3 separate regions of the Homo sapiens genome follow, and all the other regions are linked to region 1. A link is an interaction called in ENCODE POLR2A ChIA-PET data of the cell type or tissue named here. Cell type or tissue: MCF 10A. All regions are shown on one strand.

What was found. ChIA-PET counts read pairs that join two places held together with the same protein. Peaks named below come from ENCODE experiments on the same cell type or tissue, not always from the same donor. Only the 100,000 strongest peaks of a DNase experiment are listed, where the experiment ranks them.
Region 2: POLR2A ChIA-PET joins it to region 1 with 5 read pairs; 6 of 35 experiments call an interaction of 5 or more read pairs at or near these places.
Region 3: POLR2A ChIA-PET joins it to region 1 with 5 read pairs; 2 of 35 experiments call an interaction of 5 or more read pairs at or near these places.

Annotation. Positions count from the first base shown.
Region 1 is chr13:40,119,336-40,121,835 of GRCh38, forward strand. It overlaps LOC124903162, which reads right to left. Exons shown (of 5, transcript XM_047430821.1): 2 at 128-190. Among named protein-coding and RNA genes, the nearest start is that of LINC00332, 61 kb to the right of the region's middle. In MCF 10A, no CTCF peak of the experiment used is centred here; a DNase peak (open chromatin) is centred at 1,136.
Region 2 is chr13:40,189,347-40,191,846 of GRCh38, forward strand. All of the region lies in intron 1 of LOC124903162, which reads right to left. Among named protein-coding and RNA genes, the nearest start is that of LINC00332, 8.8 kb to the left of the region's middle. In MCF 10A, no CTCF peak of the experiment used is centred here; a DNase peak (open chromatin) is centred at 1,405.
Region 3 is chr13:40,331,959-40,334,458 of GRCh38, forward strand. No RefSeq gene overlaps it. Among named protein-coding and RNA genes, the nearest start is that of LINC00548, 110 kb to the left of the region's middle. In MCF 10A, no CTCF peak of the experiment used is centred here; a DNase peak (open chromatin) is centred at 1,483.

The DNA.
Region 1 (2,500 bases):
GCTATTATTATCAGGTCATTCAACTTATATGAAGCAGTCATTAAATTAAAATTAGAATGACTTTGTTTAGGCAAATGACTTGCTAGAGGCCCACCTCCAATATGCCTTCTGAGTAGCCACAACTTACCCAACGAATGTTTTGGCCTTTGCAGGAGGGGGCCAAACATTGGGCGGGATAGCCATCTTTTCTCTGGAAAAGATTGGTAGATAAAAAAATTAATATGGATGATTATTTGGAACCATCTGGAAGAAGTCAATATGTTCAGGGTTTGCTAGGCTGACACATAAGTTTCTATGGGCTTCTGAGGTTTCTTGAGATTTGTCTGGTGTGAGATTGGATAGGATCCTGTGCCATAAGTTTCCTTAGAAAAATACATGTTTGCTGGTCCTACATTCGTTTACATATAAAACAATTATATGAAACAATTATGCAATATGAAAGCTTATATTTGCTTGACAATGATAATTTTGTAGAGATGACTCCAGAATTTCAATCACGTAGTATCTGATAAGTTACAGGTTTTAAAATGTCATTGTCCATTTTTTTAAACCAAATGAAGACTCACAGAAACATTCTCCACTTGCATCAAGATATTGATTACCACATTAGTTTATAATAGAGAACATTTGGAAACACCTACATAAACAAGAAAAAGGGAAATAAGAGGATTGTGGGTGTATCAGTTAGCTACTGCTGCCTAACAAACTGCCCCCAAACTCTGTTGTTTTGGATGAAAACAACAAGCATTTGTTTTTGCACATAAGCCTACAAATCAGCTAGGGGTTTCTTCTAGTCTCAGCTGAACTCTTGCAACTGAGGTCAGCTGGCAGTTCAGCTGGGAGCTGACGGGTCTGGGAAGCCTTAACTGTGATGACTGGGAAGATTGGGGTTTCTTTCCACTAATTTGTGATTTTTCTCAAATCTCAATATGATGGTAGTTTGTCTACAGCAAGGTTCCAAGGAGGCAAGCAGAAGTGCACAAGGCTTCTTGGGGCACAGGCTTGGAATTGGCACCCCATCACTTCTGCTATATTTTTTTGGCCAAAGCAAGTCACAAGGCCAGCCCATATTCCAGGAACTGGAAAATAAACTTCACTCCCTAATGGGAGAAGCTGCAAAATCACATTGCAAAGAATGTAGAAACAGGGAGGGGTGAAGAATTAGGAGCTGTTTTGCAATCTACCACAATGGTATATTCACTGGGTGGATTTTTCTCCAGTCATTAAAAGTGAAGCCTACGTAGCAAGTTTAGGAAGTTAAAAGGACAAAAGAAAATATTATGTGTTAACTTTTATTACAGCCATATAAATATACATGCAAAAAGGTTAGAGGAAAATATACATACATGATGGCTGTATAAGGATGGCAGGATGTGTGTTTTTGACTATTTTTTTAAAAAATATTCTGACAGCTTTAGTGGAGAACTCAAACCTCTTGTCATATCTGAATGTGGCATAAGCCACATTTCATTTCTTCAGTAGGGTTTTGCTGAAGTAACCAGTGAATTAACAAAAGAATTACGGAGAGAAAGAGTAAATGACCTATTTTTTGTTCTTTTTTGGACAAAATGATTCAACCCAGAAATTCCATGCCAAAATATTCAGCTGACAGAAGGAATTTAATGTGACATAGTATGCTTGCTATTTCTAGGGGAATGGCATTAGAGCTTTTAGAGTACAAAGCAAAAAGCCTTTGGCTATTAAAGTATTTTGCATAAGTGAAAACTTTCATTGTATGACTAAATCAATGAAGATTATCCCCTCAGTCAGAATTTCCTTTGTCTGCACGTGTACTCTCCAGGCATCTATTCTTGCTTTCGGTTCAGTAGTCGAGTCCTCAAGTAAATGACCCAATTTAAAGTAACAGTGAATATTGCGTTGAAGTTACACTGTAGATATTGATTTCATGGCCTTTGACGCCTTCTGAGGTCAGTCATTGACCAGCACATTGAACTTGGTCTCATGGGTTGACGTTAGCCACCCCTGGTATTGTCCTCACTAGTTTTAATTTAATGATTCTGTGGTTCTAATACAAACCTTCTCTAGAGTACAATTTATTCTCGATTGCTTTCGACAGGACTTACCTGTGGCCTTTTTAGCAAACAAACTGTGGTAGGTGATGGAAAGTCTAATGCATACTTACACTAGTGATGGGCCCTCATATGTGGCCAAAAGACACAATTCTCATGGTACAGCAAACGAAACCAGATTATAGAAATCCACAGCTAAAAGGCACTTTAGCATCTGAGGAAAATCAGGTCCAGGGGCTATAAATTATTTGCATGTGTTTCAGAGAGGTTGCTCCAAATCTCCTCTCCAAGTGTCTTCTCCACTGTCCTCTTGTCCCTAGGGGATTCTTTGTTACCTTATAGACAGCAGAAGGCTGGAAGAACCAATGCCCCAAAACATTGCGTAGAGCTGGTCTAGGCAAGAGGAGAATAACTGTATGAGACAGGGCTGGCTCATGCCCCATTTCTCCCTGCCTCTTGCTTCCACTCAG
Region 2 (2,500 bases), 70 kb after region 1:
CTGTAACCTATGACATGGAAGTGCTATATAATTTGTTTTCAAATTTCAAGCCTCTTTAACTAATGTGGATTTTTATTAAGCAGTTGTTTGACATTCAATGTCAGATGGGTTACAAGGAAAGCTGATGTTTAGAAGGATGTACTGTGTGTTGGGCATCATCCCAGACTCTGTCTTTTAATTCGGGTCGTAAAACTTACGCATCTTTATACAGTAGATACGACTTAACCCAATATTTTTTCAAAAGAGAAACAAGTTTTATACCTTGCACAAAACCACAGGTGGTGAAGGCAGAATACAAACTGAGGGCCTGTCTGACTCAGAAGCCCACGATGTTTCCTATCCTATCTCCTCAGTTACCAAAAAGAGGTTCACAGCACTGGACCAGAGAGAGACCTTGGATGTTAACTCCACCAGCCTCTAATTTTGCAGAGAAGAATGCGCTACAGCAGAGGTTAGGTTACTTGCCTAAGGCTTACTCAGTAAATTTGGTGATGTAGCTAAATTCATCACCAAATTTGGCTGCCACTCAGTCTCTAAATCGCTTGCCTGGTGTCCTCTCCACCCTCACCCCCACCCCTACCCCAGCCGTGCCCCAGGCACTATCCATAGATGAAAAGAGACAGCCATCCTCAGCACCCTCCAGACCAGAGCAAGCTGAGAACAGTTGATGCCTCCCCAGAGCTCCTGACACAACTCCAGTGCTGTGGAGGAGGCCCATCCCACAGAGCTGCTGCAAGAAGAAGATGCTGGGAGCTGAGCTGCTCCCTGGCAATCGCCTCCAGGCCAGCTCAAGCCATGCTAAGGGATGGGGGTCATAGGGACAAAAGGGCATTGTGTGTGAGAGAGGGAGTGGGGAGGGAGTGTGGGGAGGAATGCACTGGCAATTTCTTCCTCTCCCAAAGCTTTCCTCGCCCAGCTGTCTCGTGGCAAAGGAAGGACCCTCCCTGGAGGGGCTGGCAGCCCACCATGGATGCCTGGAGACTGGAGCTGATTGATTGTGTTATTAGATTTCCTCCAAAGGACAGAGGGCTTCATTTAGCTGGCATTGTGTCACTTGCTACAATGGCCCCTGAGTATATAGACGCTGCCTTATGCCGTTCCCTTTAATTCCCTTCAAATAGGGACATTTAAAAAGAGTCCAATAACATTTTTCTGAAAGGAACCTCCACCTCCTTTTTTTAAAGAACAGAATCATTTGTTTCCAAAAGGGGGCCCTCCAAAAGAAGCTGGAGGAGCAGAAACCATTTTAATAGCATCTTCTCTTTGCTGAATTGTGTCTTCATTTTACACTGCGGCTTTATTCTCTGCCCCTTTGACACAGCCAGCTGCCTTTCACGTTCCAGCTCAGAAACAGGCTGGCTTCAGGCTGTAACAGGCACCAGCTTCCAAAGCCCTTTCTCCAGATGACTCACGTTAGCTTGTGTGAGCCTGTGAGCCCCACACCACAGCTCCCAGACCTTTGTTCCTTTGCAAAGTGCATTTAAGCTCCAAGTACTAAAACAGTGTCTACCTAAGTCTCCTGCCTTACATTGGAGTGAAATAATTAATTACACAGTGGAGTGTCTGGTTCCTATCTTGTTCAGGTTCATCCTGTTATCAACTCAGCAGCTGGAGGAAGTGACATCACGTGCCCAAGCTCGGCTTTGAAGCTGGAGGTGCATACCGAGACACTGTATGTGGTACTGCACTCTGGCCAGGAAACATCACCCTTGGACCATCTGTTAAACTATTTAAAAAAAAAAAAAAAGTTGGGACATCAGTTTCTTAACTAGAGTTTCAAATCCTATTGTTCAAATGGTGAGAAAAGCCTTTTGTGAATTCTGCTCTTAGCCTGGAAGGTTATAAAAGGAGTGGAGATAAGTTCCTGCAAGTGTCTTGAAAATTAAATCCTTTTATAGAAAGCATAAATATATGTGGGGCTAGGTGGGGGGAATGCTCCACTGAGCAGGCTCCCATGTAACTAGTGAAGCAGATCCATTTAATGCTAGTCACCAGGATTTCTTTGCCCGAGTATTCCAAGCCCTGGTCTGGGGCTGCTTTTCTACTCCTATGAAAAAGTGCTTTATCAACTGCTTATCTCAAGTTTTTCTTAGTGAGTAACAGCTCTGGGAACTCTCTGTGTGGATCTGAACAGCATGCAAAATCATTTTACTTTTAAGACAAAAGACATTAGCTTCCTGTAGCTTTCTTAGCCATCTCTACCTCTCTTCCTTTCCCACCCACTTTTCCCTCCCCTCCCCTTCTTCCAACCCCCATGGCACTAAATAAAATGCTTAGAAAATGAAGGCCACAGCTGCCCTTTCTTCCCATTAAAACAATCAAGAATGATGGTGGGTTTAATATATTTGATTAGAGAAACTCCAATTTGGTGCACTTGAATCAGCTGCCTTTGTCTTCAGCTCCCGATGGCCCGATTTCAGTGGAATGTCCTCTGCTGTCCACTGCCAGCTCAGGCTGGGAGAAAATTCAGACGCTGAAAGCATTGGCTTGGCATGCTCAG
Region 3 (2,500 bases), 210 kb after region 1:
TTCCTGACACAGAGATCTTAATCTTTTGGAATTTCCTGGGTGGTAGGAGTGTCTTTTGTTCTAATGAGGCAACTCTTGGTGGGTTCCTGGATGGGGGCTGGTCACCAGAAAGACCAAGCCACAATTAGAAGCTTGAAACTTCCAGCCCCACCTCTCCTCTTCCAGGAAGGGGAGACTGAGTTAATAATAGGTCATGCCTATGTGATGAAGCCTCCATTAAAAGCCCTGAACTATGGGGTTCAGAGAGCTTCCAGGTTGGTGAACAAGAACACATCTACGTGCCAGAATAGTAGTGCACCTCAACAACATGGACAGAAGCTCCTGTACCCTGGACCCTTCCCAACCCTTTGCATATCCTCATCTGGATGTTCATCTACATCCTTTAAAACATCCTTTGTAATAAAACAGCAATAGTAAGTAAAGCGGTCCCCTGAGTTCTATGAGTCATTCTAGCAAATGACTGAACCTGAGGAAGGGGGTCATGGGCACCCCAGTTTATAGCCAGTGGTCAGAAGTACCAGAGGCCTTGGGGTCGGTCGGGGTGGCTCACACCTGTAATCCCAGCACTTTGGGAGGTTGAGGTGGGCGGATCACTGGAGGCCAGGAGTTCAGGACCAGCCGGGCCAACATGGTGAAACCCCGTCTCTACTAAAAATACAAAAATTATCTGGGCATGGTGGTGCACACTTGTAGTCCCAGCTATTAAGGGAGGCTGAGGCACGAGAATCACTTGAACCCAGGAGGTGGAGGTTGCAGTGAGCTGAGATCGCGCCACTGCACTTCCTCCTGGGCAACAGAGTAAATGAGATGCCGTCTCACAAAAATAAATAAAATAAAAAAATAAAATAAAGGAACTACCAGAGGCCTGGACCTGCAGTTGCCATGGGAAGGTGGGTAGAGAGGTGTCAGGGTTTGGGGACTCAACACTTAATCTGCGGGATCTGACTCTAACTCCAGGTAGTGTCAGAATTGTAGGACACCCAGTTGGTGTCCACCAGAGAAGTAAATTAATGTGTGGGGAAAATCCCCACATATCTGTTGACAGACGTCTTCTCTGTTGAGTATTGATAATATAACAGGAGAAATCAGTTTGTTTTCTCCTACCGCACACATATGATATCCAACTATTAACTCGAAAATAAATTATAGACCTAAATGTAAAGAAAAATAAAGCTTTTAAAAGAAAATACACTTGCAAAACACATTTGCAACCTTGGGTGGGCAAAGATTTCTTAGGATGGGACACAAAAGAAACAATAATTTATAAACATTTATACATTTATACATTATACGTTATACATCTGTGAGGAAACACAGACTGAAAGTGACCAAGTGACTTAAGATGATACAACTAGCAAGTAGAAAGTCTATGCTTGAGTCTGACTCTAGCCCAGTGTTTTTCTGTGGCATGCCTGATAAGCAGACAGCCAGCAGTGTCCCGTGAGGAGAGCTGGGGGTGAGTGGCTGGGCATGTCGGGGCATCACCCAGAGACAGCCACATGTAAAAAGGGATGAGGTAAGAGGTAGGGATGGGAAAGTCTAAGCAAACCAGGGTCAGGAACACACTGAAACCAAGGAGCACACAGACACTGACAGGCTGGGACACAGCTGAGGCTGGAAGCAGGTAAGTGGCATGGGGACCAGAGGTCAGTGCAAGTCACCGGGCAACATCCAGACAAGAGATCCCAAGTGCAGACTCGGAGACTGGCTCACCCACAGAAGCAGAGAAAAGAATGATGGCTACCAGGGGCTGGCTGCAAGGAGGGCTGGAGCAAAGTCAACCAAAGAATACAAAATTTCAGACAGGAGGAGTAAGTTCAAGAGACCTATGGTACAGCATGTGACTATAGTTACTAACAATATATTGAATTCTTGAAAATTGCCAAGAGAATAGATTTTAAGTGTTCTCACCACAAAGAAGTATGAGAGGTAATGCAAATGTTAATTAAATCAATTTAGCCATTCCACAATGTATACATATTGTAAAACATGTTGTACATGATAAATATATATCATTTTACCTGTCAATTTATAAAAGAAGACATGTTTAATAAATGCACTTGTGAAAACTGTCTCCAAAAAAAAGGAATTAAAAAAAAAAAAGACAGTAAGGACAAAAGCCAATTTTTGGTCAAAGAGAGGAACCATAGCCCTATGCTGGAGAGAAGACAAGTAGATCAACACAACCAGAAAAAAATCAGAGCCAGGCACAAGCCCTTACAGCGAAGGTGGCAGAGACAAGAAGGAAGCTGCCTTGCTCCACCATCGAGCCCACCCCAGCAGAGGTGGGGCAGGGATGGGAGGGTGTGGGGCGGGTCTCAGCAGCCCACCCCAGGGAGGTGATCATCAGTTTCTCTTGGAGACTGAGACATAAAAAGTCACTGGTGGGAGTTGAGGGTCAAAATGTGATTTATTTGGCATCTTTACTTTCAGTTCCCAACTTCTGTTTTAATTGTACCTTGATTATGTAGCCTTGAAATGAATACCTGAATTTTTTTTA